2 separate regions of the Homo sapiens genome follow, and region 2 is linked to region 1. The links are chromatin loops, found by intact Hi-C in ENCODE. Cell type or tissue: MCF 10A. All regions are shown on one strand. Each heading gives the region's core, and the rest is flanking DNA. Links, peaks and the distances in the headings are about the cores only.

Evidence for each region. Peaks named below come from ENCODE experiments on the same cell type or tissue, not always from the same donor. Only the 100,000 strongest peaks of a DNase experiment are listed, where the experiment ranks them.
Region 2: a loop joins it to region 1, with 1.8 times the contacts of the local background. A loop is called at or near these places in 5 of 110 quality-filtered maps.

Annotation. Positions count from the first base shown.
Region 1 is chr3:116,136,721-116,145,068 of GRCh38, forward strand. All of the region lies in intron 1 of LSAMP (limbic system associated membrane protein), which reads right to left. Among named protein-coding and RNA genes, the nearest start is that of LSAMP-AS1, 220 kb to the right of the region's middle. In MCF 10A, for the core only: a CTCF peak has its summit at 3,565 (motif pointing right); no DNase peak of the experiment used is centred there.
Region 2 is chr3:115,982,824-115,991,171 of GRCh38, forward strand. The region is part of intron 3 of LSAMP (limbic system associated membrane protein); the gene reads right to left. All of the region lies in intron 1 of LOC124906269 (a long non-coding RNA gene), which reads left to right. It overlaps LOC124909414 (a long non-coding RNA gene), which reads right to left. Exons shown (of 2, transcript XR_007096014.1): 2 at 5,321-8,348. Among named protein-coding and RNA genes, the nearest start is that of SNORD155, 82 kb to the left of the region's middle. RefSeq lists an enhancer at 7,485-8,270. In MCF 10A, for the core only: no CTCF peak of the experiment used is centred there; a DNase peak (open chromatin) is centred at 3,938.

The sequences.
Region 1 (8,348 bases), core at 84-8,083:
TGCCTTCTGTGCCTACGTATGTGTCTCTACACTTGCAGAAGGAAGATCAGAGTATAATATATGAAGTAATGTAAGGGTGCTATGGTACCAAGTAAGAATATCATAATGTCAAAGTCACTCATTCAATCACCACACCACCAAACAATGAGTTTATTTAGCTCATTACATTAGTTTCCTAGGGACTGCCATAAAAAATACCACAAACTTGGTGGCTTAAAACAAGAGAAATTTGTTTTCTCAAAAATATCAAGGCCAGAAATCCAAAACCAAGGTTTTGGCAAGGTTCTAAAGGTTTTAGGGAAGAATCCTTCTTTGTCTTTTCTGGCTTCCGATAGCAGCTGGCGATCCTTGGTGTTCCTGGTGTACAGACATAGCATTCCAATTGCTGCTGGATTCTTCAGGTGGCCTTCTTCCCAGTGTCTCTCTGTCTTCTTCTTTTTATTTTTTTTTCTGTCTCTTATATAGACACTTGTCATTGGGTCTGGATTAGGCCCACCCTAATCCAGGATGATCTCATTTTGAGATGCCTATCTTAATTACATCAGCCAAGGCCCTTGTGCCAAATTTAGTTATATTTTGAGGATCCAGGTGGACATCTTTGCAAGGGGGGAGTTAGTAATCATTCAACTCACTACACCTATTTCCAAACTTCCAATGTAATTAACTAAACTATACTGAGTTTTATTTTAACAAGTAATAAACATTTCATTTGTCAATAATATGGATGCTAAGACTAACCAAAAGTATCAATTTTGGATCATTACATGGAAATATTAAGAAACTTACACTAGTTACTTTTTCCTTTATCCTTCCAATGGATTTACATATAACATATACATCCTTTGAGAAATAGTGAAACATAATCTTTAATGCTGAAAAATAATCACAAGGCTTAAACTGATTTGTTTTTATGGCTACCCCAGCTAATCAATTTATTCTGAAATTATTGATTGATCTTCATTAGAGTTTGAATCAAGACAGAAAAATCTTGAATACTTGTAAAATGAAATATTTTGTATTCTAGAGATGAGACCATTGTGCTTTGTGTTAGAGAAGATCAGGCTGATATTAACCTAGATAATGATGGCCTTATCAAAGGATAATGAATACCCACAAAAAGGGGAGGGTGTGTTTTTGTTTTTGCCTATTGGCAATGAATATAAACAGGTCCTCTCTGCCCATTTCACTTAAGGATGCCATAGGAATCAACAGAAAACTAAGAAATATGTTCAAAGGGCAAGAGCTAAGGAAAACAAAGCCTGACCAGCCTAATACAAGAATAGGACTTATTTAGAAGCAGTGTTGTTCACATACAGATCACCTAGGAATCTAGTTACAAAGCAGATTCTAGTATAGTAGGTCAGTGGTAGGTCTTGAGATTCCATATTTCTCACAAGTTCTCAACTAATGAACAAGGACTGCACTTTGAACATCAAAGTTGTAAAGAATCAAATTATTCCAACAGGGCTTGCAAATTATTATTATGTCACACAAGCTAAAAATTATGCGGCTTTTAGTCATTCAACAAACATTCATTGAGCTCCTATTCTACACAACTTGTGTTAAAATTAAAGACATATGAAACATAATTCATAATTCAATCCTCAACTGTTTCTCTCTCAGTCAATTGTGGATATTTTCTTTCAGTTATAAAATTTGGCATCAACTTTCTATTTTAAATATTAGGGAAATAGTAGAAATACAATTTTTATAAATAAATAAAAGTTAATCAACCTTAAGCAATTTTCTAAAGATTGACGCAATTGATCTCTATTCTAAAAGATACAACTTTTCAGCAATGCGGACAGTGTCTCTTTTAGGGACTGTTGTCAGAGATGCCATGGCAATACAACTTTTGCTTGGATTCTAGGAGCAGCATTCAGGATGGCGCTGTGGGTTCCAGTCTGGAGGTCTCAGTAGATGCAGCAATGAGTAGGGATCAGTCACAAAGTGAAGATAAAACACTTTCAGAAGCATGTATTTAATTTATAGAAAAATCAATATGTTCTTATTTTCTGTTTAATTTAATTTCATGCATTGCCAAAGAAATGTGCTACAGAGTAATGGCTCTAGTTGCTGAAGTCTTACCTTACGTAAATTGACTTTTTTTTTTTTCCATTTTAGCTTGGTTTAATATTATTGAATTCATTGGCAGGTGGCAGCCAAAGCAATCTATGGTTGTTGTTGAGTCATTTTCAGTAAGAATCCACCAGAGACTATGGTGATCATAATAGTGATCCAGAAATTTGCACTGTCTACTAAAATTATACATTGAGCATTATATACATATATAATATATAATGCATATGCACATTACATATGTATATAATGTGTATAAGTATATATAATATACATTATCAGGAGGGTCTTTAAAGGGCTGAAACTTGCCTTATTAGGAATCTGCTCATAATTCTGCTGTGAAAGGTAACAGTACTTTTAAATTTTTAGGCCTGAAGAGTCAAAGAAAGTTGTAGTATCCTGACTTTTACCAAGTACATTCTCACAAAAGAGCAACTATTCTGCACCATGGAAAGCATGGGCCCAATTTTGAAAGGATGACTCTTTGCCTTTAAACTTATTTTGATCAGAAGCTTTTAAGACCACAAAATATTCTGTTCTGACATTAAACATGAATCTCCACCAATTAGAGGACCAAGGTTTCTGAGGCCAACCTGGAGTTCTTCATTATGACATCAATGAAGTTGGCAAATGATTGTTTTTACTGCCATAAATGAATCTCACAGCAGAAGGTAAAGACTAAATTCTGTCTTCAAAATTTTAACCGTATCTCTTCATCCCCACAACAGATACAGTGGTCTGAAATGTTTGGATTTGCTATCTTCATTGGTCAAATGAGCTAGTTAATTGCCAAGTAGATGCTGCCAGATTCATTGCAAGTTGTATTGCCTAAGTCTTTCATCGTCAACCTAGGGGCCTTTATTTTCCTCCTTAAAGGCATATCCAGATCAATATATTATAGCACACATGAGGCTTATTTTTAGACCTGTAATGCTTCTCGTGATGCCTGCTTTGGGGGAATGGGAAAGATGCAGCTAGAGACAACAAACTGCTCTCTGTTCTTTTGCTAGCCAGGCACTCTATGACTCATTTCAGTATAGAGAGGGGAGCATTGTCCCTGTAGACAGAGTTTTCTATGGGGTTACAGTATCTTGTCTGTGGTTCTTGTAGAATTTATGGCCTACTTTTCACAAACTAGCAAAGGGGCATAATAAGCAGAGATGGTTTTATTAGTCCAAAATGTTACCAAGATCCCTTCAAATTTCTGCAAGTTACAAATGCATGTGATAAAAGACACAAAAGGGTAGACACAAATGGTCCCTGAACACTAGGTTAGACCTCTCAAAATAAGAAATGGTCTTAGGTCCTATAATCTTAAAGTCTTATGGCATGACAGAAAGGGTTTATGTAGTTCTGACTCTGAAATACACTTAGTAAATTAAGATGTGGTGTATAATTTCTTAGATGTGGATTTATTCTCTAAACATGGACATCGAAAAACTTGAAGAAAAGCCAAGTGCAATAACTCTAACAAACCACCAGGTGACAGTGTTTCTAAAATTAATCTTCGATTCTAGAGACACCAGACTTGTTTTTTTTTATGGGGCCATATTTTAACAGACACATGAATGGACAATCACATGATTGCTTTTTATACAGAAAGTCAAACCATTAACTGAATTTATTTTCATGATTACAATTATTTAAACGCGATGAGATCCCACACCCAAGTGACGGTGGTGGAAGATTAATCTTGTTCTGAATTGGCCAGAATAACTGGATCATCTTAGAAAAATAAAGTGCTTAAGCAGTTTGAAAAACTAACATTCAGTAATCCCTCTGAAGCTCTAGATCAAGTAAATTGAATTAAAAAGGTGGGAAATATAATTCATATTTGTTATATGATGGCAGCAAAATGCAACAACATTGATATTTTAAGGCAATAGGTAGTAATCAATTCACAGCACACTAACATTCACGAAGCTTTATCCACAATATGTATCTGCTCAAGGGTGCATATTAACTGATACAGATAAAATGAGTATCTGAGATTCATTTTCTGAAATGGTCACAATTTTAAGAAAGTAAAATTATAGAGGGAAAAATGTTTAAACCAACCCAAAGGAAATTCAGGTTTCTGGAAAAGAAGAATAGGAAGAAAAGAAGAGGGAGAAGGATAAAAGATCAGTGGTTTTCTCTGTAGGCTACGGTTTGACTAAAAGGGACTTATAATGGCCTAAATGGAAGAATTATGAAAATAATACCCACCAGAGCTAGCTTAAGCACTAAGGCATCCTTGTATCTAGAAAGAAAATGCCATTGCCCACTGTGTTAGAATTGATGACTTAAGGCCTATTCCTTCCACTAAAAATGTCTCATCTGCATTGACTGCCAAGGGACTAAATTTTATTTATAGGTTACTTGAAACTATATATATTTTATATAAAGATGTATTTACGGTAAGTGACGGAGTGAAGATACATATCCAGACCTGCTGATTATAAATAGTGTTCTCTGCATTGCACCTCATACATCTGTGATCTACTGCCTCTATTTTTGGACAATTGGAAGAGACATGCAAAGAAGGGGATGCGGAGAAGAGTGAGAAGAAATGGAGGGGGGATTGCTTCAGAAAGATGTACCTTAGTAGAGAAAGGTGAAAATGTAATTATACCTAGAAAAAAAAAGTAGCACATTCTCAGACTTTTGTTTCACCTTTCTTCTCCCTCTCCTCCATTTCCATTATACTCTGCGATTTTCGTTTCTACCTCCTCCCCCAAATCCCAAGTTAAATTACAGAATGTGGCAGGAAAGGTCTTAGGTCCTAGGTCTCAGGTCCTCTTTAACACTTTTGAATGACTATAGCAATGGAATCATGGCACCTGGGAGTCATCATGTGATTGTGTGGGTCAGCCTAGTGTACATGCCACAAAAAGGAGCCCTGATGACATAAGAAATCACACTATTTTTCAATCTCAGATTCCCCAGGAAACAGCCTCAGAGACAAAGATTTGCTTGTGAGAGCTCCGGAGCTAAAATGGCCTTTCAGAATCATACAACCTTTGGGCCAGGGAGTTTTTAAATACTTTATCAGACTATCATTGGTTGTGGACTATCCTCAAGGAAAGAATATGACTTAGGCAAGTGATTGTCTTTTGTTGAAAGCAATGCCAAGCGAGGAAATTGGTCAAGGGTAATGTATCAACATTAGCAGCAGCTGATGAGTCAGTTCCCTGACCTGAAAAGGGGATCTGGGCAGTGCACTATAACATCCAAACTACAATCTGGATTTCCTCAGTGAGGCAAATCATGCTCACGAGTATAGTATAGCGGTAGGTGAATTGGTTATGACTAAATTAATTCTTCAGGATTTAAACACTTATAGCATGGACACTAATGACTGAAGTAGTTTATTTTTTTGGACACCCCACACCCGCCTGCTGTAGGAGTTCAGTGTATTCATTCCAGACATTGAAAAGTTGTTAATTGCAAAGGGTGGCTAGAGATTTATTTTGCATTTGCCTAGGCAAATCATAAATTTACATGGGATGACTGACACTGTTTCCCAGGAATGACCCACCTAGGCAAACCCAGAAAGTATAGTTTTTATGTTCACAAAATTAAACTCCAAAAGACATCTTGTTCCACCTGTAATCTGCTGTTTTTGTCCCCTCTGTTACTCCTAACTAAGTGACCATCCAGCCTGTGCAGGTGCAATTCCGGAGTTAAGAAGGTTATAATCTCCAGCCATAAGTCATTCCATGTTGGGACAGATCCAACTGCTAGAATGTTAGCTCAACATAATGACAGACCATTCATTTATAATTTTCATACATTGATCTTAGTTTTCTTTTTAGGGACCATATTATACATATTTAATTATTCTGCATGTTATCCCTTCAGATAGTTGAAGACAGCTCATGACTTAAAACATAGTTTAAAATCCTCTCATCATTTTAGTCATTCTCCTTAGAATATATTCCAATTTGACTATGGCCTGTTACAGAGTGATATTCACAGTAGAATAGAAACATCAGGTTTCATCTGAATAACAACAAATTCGGGTGCTACTTTTTTATTAAGGCAGATTGAAGGTGATATCAGCCCTTTAGGCTGCTACATTACGATGGCTGAACCACAACTTTTCACAAAGTTTGTGTCCTCGTTCATATCCTGTGCTGTTATTTCAGGATAGGGTTCACCTGAGGAACTGGTGTTTTAATTTTTTTCCAAAGTTTAACATTATGTAGTTATATACAATATAACTTATTATATATAAAAATATATTATCTATAATATATAACTACATTATATCTATATAATGTATTTATTGTTTGTCCAACATGATATAACATTTAAGCATGGATATTGGATAGCATTCGTATTCCCTCCAAGTGTTCCTTTTTGCCTTTTCAGTAAGTTAGAAACGCCTTACAGGCATAGTTCCTATTGACCACTTTCTGAATAACGTGATTAAAAAATGATTAAAAAAATTTTCTCATTTCATCATGTATCAGTTTTGCCATTTTTTTCTAAAAATATCCATTTTATCTGTTTTCAAATATGTTTGCATAGAGTTGTTTATTTGACACTCTTATGTTTTAAAATTTCTACTAAATGGGCACAAAAATAGAAAGAATTAATAAGACCTACTACTTAATAGCACAACAGGGTGACTATAGTCAATAATAACTAATTGTACATCTTAAAATAACTTAGAGTGTAATTGGATTATTGGTAACTCAAAGGGTAGATGTTTGAGGGGATGAATACGCTGTTCTCCATAATGTGCTTATTTCACACTGTATGCTTGTATTAAAATATCTCATTACCCCATAAATGTATACATCTACTATATATTCACAAAATTAAAAGTCTACTGTATTTTAACTATGACCCCTTTCACCTAGCAGTGATTTTCCTGCCTTGTCTTTGTTTTACTTGATTATTCATTGTGTATGTTTCCTATTTTATTAGCTTTTCAAAAAAGTAGCTTCTGAATTTGTTTATCTTCTCTATTGTTTTCTTATTACTTATTTCATAAATGTGTTGCCTTGTCGTTTATTTCCTTCCACTTATTTAGGTTAGCTTCCCTCCTCCTTTGCTACTTTCTATAACTAAATACTAGGCTGATCAATTTTCAATCTTATTTTAAAAATATATTTATTTGTAATATTGCTAGAATTTCCTTCTAGACTCTCTTTAGTGCCATACTAAAACATTTGGTATAAAGTGTTTTCATGAAGTCTAAATATTCCAAGTTTTTGATGATAAATTTTGCTCTGACGAATTCTATATTTAAACTGTGTTTTTTAGATTCCAGGCAGATAAAATTTGGAAGTGGGGAAGTCATTGCATTTTTATCAGTTACTTTTGAGACATTTTATGTGGTCATTTTTTTTAAATGAACCATTCCTTCTTGAAAAGAATATATATTTTCCAATTGCTTTGTGCAGGGCTTTATATATGCTTCCACTTAAGCTCATTAACTCTGTTGTTCAAATACTTTATATTAGGCTGGGTGCAATGGTTCATGTCTGGGATTCTAGAACTTTGGGAGACCAATGCGAGAGGATTGCTTGTGACCAGCCTGGGTAATATAGTGAGACCTTGTCACTACAAAAAATTTAAAAATTAGCTGGGCATGGTGGTGCATGCCAAAGGTCCCAGCTACTTGGGGAGCTGAGGTGATATGATCATCTGAGTCCAGGAGGATGAGGCAGCAGTAAGCCATGAAGGTGCCACTACATTCCAGCCTGGGTGACAGAGTAAGATCCTGTCTCAATACAAAACAAAATAAAATACTCTATATCATCACCTTACTTTTTTTTTTTTTTGTATTCTGCATCTACAAGTTTTAAGTGAAGGTACATTAAATTTTCCACTATGTTTATATTTGTCAGTGTTTTTTTATTAACCTGGTCAAATGTATTTGGATATAATTTAAAGTTTTCATTTGGCTACATTTCACTTCAGATTTATTATATTCTGTTGATGAAAGTCTATTTTGTTTTTTATTACATCTTACTTTTAATTCAAATTTCCCGGGTGCTTTTGTTTGTTTCAAACTTTCTATGTTCTAGGTATGACTATAGTTTAAAATTTTTTCTATATCTATTCACATACAAACACATAGGCTCAGTTGAACTAATTATGTAAAATAATATAGTTGGTTATAGAACTGTAGAAAATTTGTTTAATTTCATCACATTGAAGATAATCCTCCACTGTCTTCTGGTCTATATTGTTGCTGATGACACATAAACTGAATTGATATTTCTTTTTAAGTATTCTGTCTTAATTTTGTTTGATTGATTTTAATATTATCG
Region 2 (8,348 bases), core at 98-8,097, 150 kb before region 1:
TCTTTTTCTGTTTATCTGCCTGTCACTGTCTTTGCTTTTCTCAGCCTCCTCCCATGGGTGCACCGTTATCTCTTTTCTCCGTCTTAACCAATCATTGCCTATGGAGACTTTTTTTTTTTTTTTTTTAAATCCAGTCTAAGGCAAAGTATGAATAGCTTGCCAGAGAGGTCAGTTGAGATTCAATTTAAAAGTAATGCTATGGAAAATCCAACTTCCATATCTCACTCCTTCATTGCTGCCCCTGCCAATACCAAAATATAGCAACAATAACAACAACAAAAAACAAACACCAAGTTAAAAACTTGGCTTTCTGAGATGCAAAAAGGAAACTGAGTATGGGTCATCTGGGTCACTATAGGAAAATCTTAGCATTTGACATGGTATTTAGCCTTGTCTATAAATAAATTAATGGCCAGGCATGGTGGCTCATGCCTGTAATCTCAGCAGTTTGGGAGACTGAGCAGGGAGGATTGCTCAACACCCAGAGTTCAGGGCTAGCCTAAGCACTATAGACTTCATCTCTAAAAGAAAAAAATAATAATAAATTAAATTAGCCTGGTATGGTGGTGCACACCTGTAGTCCCAGCTACTTGAGGCTGAGGTGAGAGGATGGCTTGAGCCCAGGAGGTCCAGGCTGCAGCAAGCCATGATTGCACCACTGCCCTCCAGCCCAGACAACAGAATGAGAGCCTGTCTCAGAATAAAAATAATAGTAATAATAATAATTACTAAATTACAAAGTACATTCTAGTTTTTGGTTTTATGTTCCTCAGTATTAAGATTTCTGATAATCACACATTGAGCCAACAACTATTTACAGAAAGGTCTGCCTAAAAGGAAGATTTTCCAAAATAAGTAATTAACATCTAGTCAAAGAAAGAGCCATACAGAGGGGAGGGCAGAACACATGAGAGGACAGTGCCTAGTGGAAAACACAGATGATTAACACGATATGGCTCCTTACACTGGGGCCTGCAGAAAGGAGAACAGGCAAGAGATGAGTCTTCAGAGATAGGCAAGGGCAGAACCACAGAGTATTCTTGATGTTGGCACAAAAGTGGCAATGTTAACATTAAGAGACAATGGGAAACTATTGATGGCATTTACACAGAAATAGAGGTTGCAAATTTGTGCTATAGAACAATAATTTGACAGCACTATGGGAAATAAACTGAGGGAATGTTAGAGAGGAGGTAGGGTGACCAGTTAAGAGGCTCCTGCAGTACTCTAAATGAGACATAATACCAAGTTGGAAAAAAAAATCAAGAAATAAAAACAGTTCAAGAGATATTTAAGTCACAGCTTAGAATCAAGCTGGGTATGGGGAGCAAATAAATAGGAAGAGTCTGGGATGACACCCACACTTCTGGCTTGCCTGAATGGGGGTGCTATTCACAAAGAAAAAAAAAATCAGGAGTAAAAATGGATATGAATGGGAAACATGATCAATTCAAATTTTCTGCATATTAAAATCGTTTATTTTGGGAATTATAAATAGAGATTTCCTTCAAAGAGTTAGATATATGGGCCTTAAACTCAAGATATAGGTCTAGGCTAGATGTATGCTAAAATAAGAGCATCCAAGGAGAAAGAAAGAATCAGTGATTTTCTTCCATTTTATAGTTGCTAAACATTTACTGAGAGTCTACTATAGGTACAAAGTGTGAGGGATTTAGCTATGTGGTGAGAATAAAAAGAAGGAATGAATGATCCTTGTCAATTCACTTATCTAATCATTTATGGATTCAATGAATGTTTATCATATTACTAAAAATTAAACCGTATACTAATTAGTAAATAGCAGTACCTAGTATTAATATTAAGAATCCAGTTAGAAAGTAAGATTGATAAAGCCCTAATGATAATGGTAAGTAATTTCTAGTGTAGCTCCTTTGAGGGGTACACACTATAGTGCAGTAGACATAATTCATTGTAAAGACTGTTACAGTAAAGTTATGCATACATTGCAATGGTAAAATGAGTGAAAGGGTGACATCAGGGTTCTATATAGGTTTGAAGGGAGGACATGTAATCCTAGGTAAAATGATTGGCATGTACGAAACACAGAGGTGTAAGAGTGCTTCTTATATTCCATAGATGGTGAGCAGTCTTGTGATCAAAGCTTAGATTATGTATGGGGAACAGCTGGAAATGAAGCTGGAAATACAGGCTAGGGTCAGATTGTAAAGGGCCTTGTAAGAAGCAATAATAAGATAAACTTTGTCCTGAAGGTATCAGAGCCAAAAGGCTTTTATTTAGACTACTATGCTCAAACAGGTATTTTACAGAGGAAATTCTGGTCACTTTACAGAGGAAGGATTTATTGCAAGAAAGCCTGGAAATAAGAAACATTTAGGATAATTTAACATTTATTGTGATAGCTATTATTAAATATCCTAGCTAATAAAAAATCAGTACCAAAGCGTTGCTGGAACAAAAATACAAAATGGAATATTGGCTTAGTGGTTAATTAGTGAGCAAAGTGAAAGGTTGGTGGCCAGTTAAGAACTAGATACATGATCTATGATATGAAGCAGCAAAATATTTGGTAAAATTGTCACCTCTATTAACTTGTGAGTTAGGCTACATGCTTAACCGAGTAAGCAGATTGAAAAGAAGTTCAAAAACTTTGCATTTGCTACTATTGGCTGCCTGTGGAAAACAGCCTCAAAGATAATCCCCAGTGATTCTCGCCTCCTGATGCTCATACCTCGTACCCATGTTATCCTACAGTTGGTATGAGTGACCAATATCATATGGCATATCACTTTCAAGGTTAGGTCACAAAAGACTGTGGCTTTGGTTTTGGCTGTTGTTATGCTCACTCACTGGCTTTCACTGTTTTGGGATAACAGATGCCCAAGGAAACCCCATTATGAGAAGCCCTGGGGCTTTTCTACTGGAAGTCCCACATGGTGAGGAACTGAAGACCCTTGCCAACATCTACAACCATGTAGGTGAACTTGGAAGTAGACTCTCAGTGCCAGTCAGTTCTTCGCAGACTGTAGCCACAGCTGACGGTTTGGTTGCAATCTCATGAGACTCTGAGGCAGAGCCACCCAGCTAAACTGCTCCTGGCTTTCCAGCCCACAGAAATTGTGAGATAATAAATGTTTGTTGTTTCAAGCTGCTAACTTTTCGATCGATTTGTTACCCAACAATATATAACGAATACAACTGCTTTTGGAAGAGATGATCAAAGGAGAGAATTGCCAAGTTTGCAAGTAGAAAAAAAAGAAGAGTCCAAAAGTTTGGGGCTTTGAAGGGTTAAAAAAGCCAACTGCTTCTTGATCTCAAATGGTAACAGGTGGAATTTTAAAAGACTTAGAATGACAAAGGGCCAATGAAACCTCTTAGTTGATAAAAGAAACTTAGGGCAAGGACCATATTAAGGGTGGGGCTCAAGGTAGCTACAATTAGTTGGCTGGAGAAGGAATGTAGGGGTTAGAAAGCAAAAGAAATAAAACATGCTTGAGAGCTATTTGAGTTAACTGAGTTCAAAAGAACATTGAGCATAGTTAGCACGAGTTGCTGACTAGAAGCAAATAGATTAGAAGCCTACTAAAACACATTTCACCAGTATATCTTAGGGATACATATATCACCAAAAAAATAATGAGCCCAGACTAAGAAAGCCAGAATTTCTGGGAAAAACATATGCTTTTTGAATTTTTATTTAATTGAGAAATTGGCTGAAGAATTTGCTTTCTTTTTAAACCCTGGGCCACCACGAGAAGAATGTGAACTGAAAAAGTTGTGCAGCCCCTAAGGAAAGCATATTTCCAAATACCCACTTCAGATGTGATTAAGGAAATAGTAGGTGAGTGATCATCTCTACCCCTAGATGGCAGATCCAGGAGCCACTGGAAAAAAAAAGAGGGGGGTGGGGGCAGTGAGGAAGAACACAAAATCAGAAGCTCAGCAACAATCATATCTCACCACTAGGTGGGAGGAGGGAGTTTTCATAACACCCAGTGGAATTTTGGAATTGCTTTGGACCAATGACTAATGTTTCTCCCATTTATACCTTTTTCCCAGGGAGCCTCATTCCATTTCTCTTCTATCATTTTATATTAGGCATATATGTGATGAAGAGGGGAGGAGACAGATAGCTTATCCTTTTATTTCCTTAATTGCTGGACTAAGAGGAAAAATATCTGAACCTCATGAGCAAGGCTGTGTATTTTGGTAAGACTGTGGAACTGGAGGTGTCTGCAGTTACTGGGTTTTCTCCCTTAGGGAGAAGGGGACAGTATGCTATGTGAAAAAGGAAGTATATGGCTCTCTGGAGGTCAGAGCGCTGACTGCGACAGAAAAAAAATGTTTTGTATTTACCATACCTCATTTCATTTTCTTCTTCCTGATCACAAACAAGATCACATTTCTAAGCCTCCCCTGTGGTTAGTCTCTCCCATAAGAATGAGTTCTAGCCAGTGAATTGTGAGTGGAAGTGAAACATGTTTCTTCTGGTTGAGGAAGTTATGAGCTAGTGCCTTTCCTGTTCTTTCCCTCTTCCCCCTTCACAGTGACCTTGGAGGCCATGTTTTTCCAATGGCAGAGCTGCAAGTTAGAGAAGAATGATACATACAGGACTGCAATGTAAAGGAGGAATACACTTTTATTGTTTTAAACAATATTCGTTTAACCTTGTGTTATTGAGATTTCAGGAACTACAGTGGCAGCTGGGATTATCCCAATTAATTTAGATCCCTTTCCCTTCACTTCTCCACATTATATAAGAACAGTAAAATGTCTACTAAATAAGTAACACTGTTTAGGTCAACATCTTCAAAGTTTAGAAAACATTTATCAGATAGAATGTAGTTTTACAAGGTTTCATGTATAGAATGGTTTATGATGTGTGAATTCATGTATATGCTACCAGATGATTACGAATTAGGACTTATTGTATATACTGAATTCTGGACCACACATCCAAATTATACCTCTGATATAGGACCTTTAATGCAAGCATATTTTGCAGTCAGGAGAAAATTCTTGAATATAAGATTTGCTATTTAAAAATTGCATGGAATGACTTCCTATCATTTCACAGCTAAAGTTCTTCAAACTCTTCAAATTCATCCAGCAGGTCAGATTTCTTTCCTTCTAAGTTTTAGGTACATAAGGACAATTTTATAAACTATATGTAGGTGATTTATATAAAGCTAAATATGTAATGTTTCTCTAATCTTTCTCTGACTGGATGACTTCTTATTCTGCTAATATCTTCATGATCCCATCTCCTCTGCAAAGATGAGAAGACTCATCTCATCTAAAAGCTTTCTAACTACAAGTAAACCAGACAAAGGTAAACTACTCCATTGAGTAACTTCTTTATTTCTTAATGTTTGAGATAACAAAATCACATGCAAATTTTCATTACAATGCTTCAGAACATTATATAAGTGATGTATTTCCATTTTGATCTACTATATTTCACTTAAAATCACATAGTTAACTCTTTTTACATAGTGTTTAATTTGATTTCATGTGCACACAGAAGCAAGCATGCCTAAAAGAGTAGTGCCAAGACAAGAAACACTGTTTCTCAAGCTTGCTTCTGGAACAAAATTTAAATGTTGGATATCAGGGTAGGGAATAGAATGTCTGTAGAATAAAGTGTTTTTTGTTTGTTTGTCTGTTTGTTTGTTTTAAGAGAAATATGAGGTCTCACTGTGTTGCCCAGGCTAGACTCAAAATTCTGGGCTTAAGTGACCCTCCTGCCTCAGCCTCCTGAGTAGCTGGGATTACAGGTACACACCATTGCGACTTAGAGAGTGCCTTGATAATAATTGTGGGTGGATGTAGCATGAACTCTTTAGACTGGACTAATGTTGAAAATTAGCGAACTATAAATTTAAACACATATTTACTTCTTTATATTCTTTTTTGATTTCCTTCATTTTTAATAGCAAAACAACACTTTCAATTATCAACGTGGCTGGTATTTTCTAAGCGTTGTTCTTTCAGTTGAGATAACAATAAAAGTGGTCCAGATGTCATCGCTTATTTTCATCAACATTATCTATTTTGTTCTCTTTCCCATATTGTTATGACAGTCTTAACATATACTTGAAAACAATTAAAACTCTTTCATTCTCGAGGATGTTTTGACTCCCTTTCTCTTGCTATATTCCCTTCTCACCAATAAAACCATAGCGTTTTTCTAAATGAGAGGAGCATAGTGATATCAAACACTGACAATTCATTTCTTAAAGGGCATTCAATTTTCACACTAAATGAGTCGTTCACAGGATGAGAGTATAGTTCAAGTTATGTGGTAAATAGAACTGAAGAAAGTGAAAGCAATTCATAGAAGAGAAGAAAAGAAAAAAAGGAAAAATAGAAAAGTGAATAGCTTACGTCCTGTGTACCATATGAACAGAGAAAATAAATGCTAACCACATTCCTGGTGATTTTCTGTTCCAAGGAAATATCAACCACCACAACTATAATTTGCATTGTACCTCACACCACATTCTTAAAAGGGACTTTTTAAAAGAAGATATTGGTAATTAGAAAAATATTAGTATTCCGTAAATAGTACTTTATTTTTTACTAATAACAAAGCTTGATATTGCAATGAAGCTTGTTAGTGGTCACTACATTAGTATTACATCTAGCTGCTCATTTCCAAAAGTACAATAAAGGCTTCTTTTTTTATTTCTCTTTCCATGTTCTCTTTGCCCATCTGTCAATAATTGAAAAGCACTCTATCAGGAAATGGAATTTGTATGATCTGTCTCCTCTATAGTGCTAAAGAAAAAAATGCTTGACTCTGTGTTAGACTTTCTTGGTCTGGTATATCTTTTTGTCATTAATCCAGGCATGTTTTAGAAGGGTTTTTAGTGGGTGCATTTCCAGGAGGGAACCATTGTCTTTTTGGTAATGTACTTAGTCTCCGGAATTATTGTCCTCAATTCTTAGATGTAGACTAGACTGGGTAGAAATAGCTTATTTCCTAGCCCTCTTTTTTAGCCATTGCTATTATTAATGATAAATGACTTAAATGAGCACATCCAGGCTGAGGACTTGATTTAGAGTGAGTTAGAGTAACTCAGAATAAACCCAAGATGATGTTAGAGGCACCTGACACTTAACAAATGATCAGAAAAGAACAACCCGTGTACATTCAGAGTTATAATATAAGTGGATAGATTGTTGCATAGGATTGGAATTTAAAATCAGAGTTAGGAGCTACAGAGATTTCTGAACTGAGTGTGTTGAGATGACATACAAAAGAGATATGAGTAAAGATCAGGAGAATCTAGTTCTTAACCAGCCTCCACACACAGCTGACTGTGGTTTTAAAAGCATTCCTTCTTTGATTCTTCCTTGAAATGTAATCCAGTCAGTGAGATAGAAATCTCCCTGCACTTGAGTCTTATTTGTCATAATTACGCATCTTTAGGGTTTCATAATGATCAATTTAATCACTTTGCCGTTTAGAGGGCTATAACAGCCAATCATGATAATAGGTTTGGTATTTGGGAGGAACCATTTAACGCCCAAGAGCCCTTATTCTGAGCCTCTTGATGCTACTTCAACTTGACAGGCAGCTTCTGATTAGCACACATTGCAAAATCTTTGGTAAAATGCTCATTTCTTTTAAATAAATTCTGTGACCTAGTAGTAGGCATCTTAGCTTGCATACAAGGTCATGTGTAAGAGAAGTTTCCTCCAAAATGCTTATTTTCTTTCTAGCCATCTATTAAAACAGTCTGAACACACCAATCAGCTTCTGTTTTCTCAGGAATTCCAAATGTAGCTTGGTTCTAAGTGGCTGGTGAAAATGCACCTGAACTTCCCAAACTAGCTCTGTTACTGTCATTGAATGATATCGAAATATTTTTGGACTGTATCTACCTAAAACTCACCATTTTCCTATCATCAACGGCCTTGTCTAATACCTGTCACACTAACATGAAGAGAAACAAAACGAGGTCTTAGGACATTTGTTCTCAATCTTTAGTGAATGTTAAGATCACAGGGAGAGTAGGCTTATTTGAATGTAGATTCCTAGGGCTTATCCTCAGAGGCTTTTATTTGTTGTCTTGGATGGCCCCAGGAAACTCCATTTAACAGGCACCCCAGTGATTTTGATATAAGTAGCCCTGAATCACATTTTGAGAAATATTGTGCAAGGCCAATTACTAGTAGATTGGCTACTATAAAGACATCTCAGCATTTTATCTAAAAACATTAATAAAATGGTTTTCCTTCCCCCGACCCCCGGCTATGCCTCCATTTCTTCTAAACTAGATAATCACTTTAAAAAAGTATTTTGTAAATGAATGTTTGAGTGCATTTACTTCCTTGGAAAAAAAGAAGATAAAAAATACAGA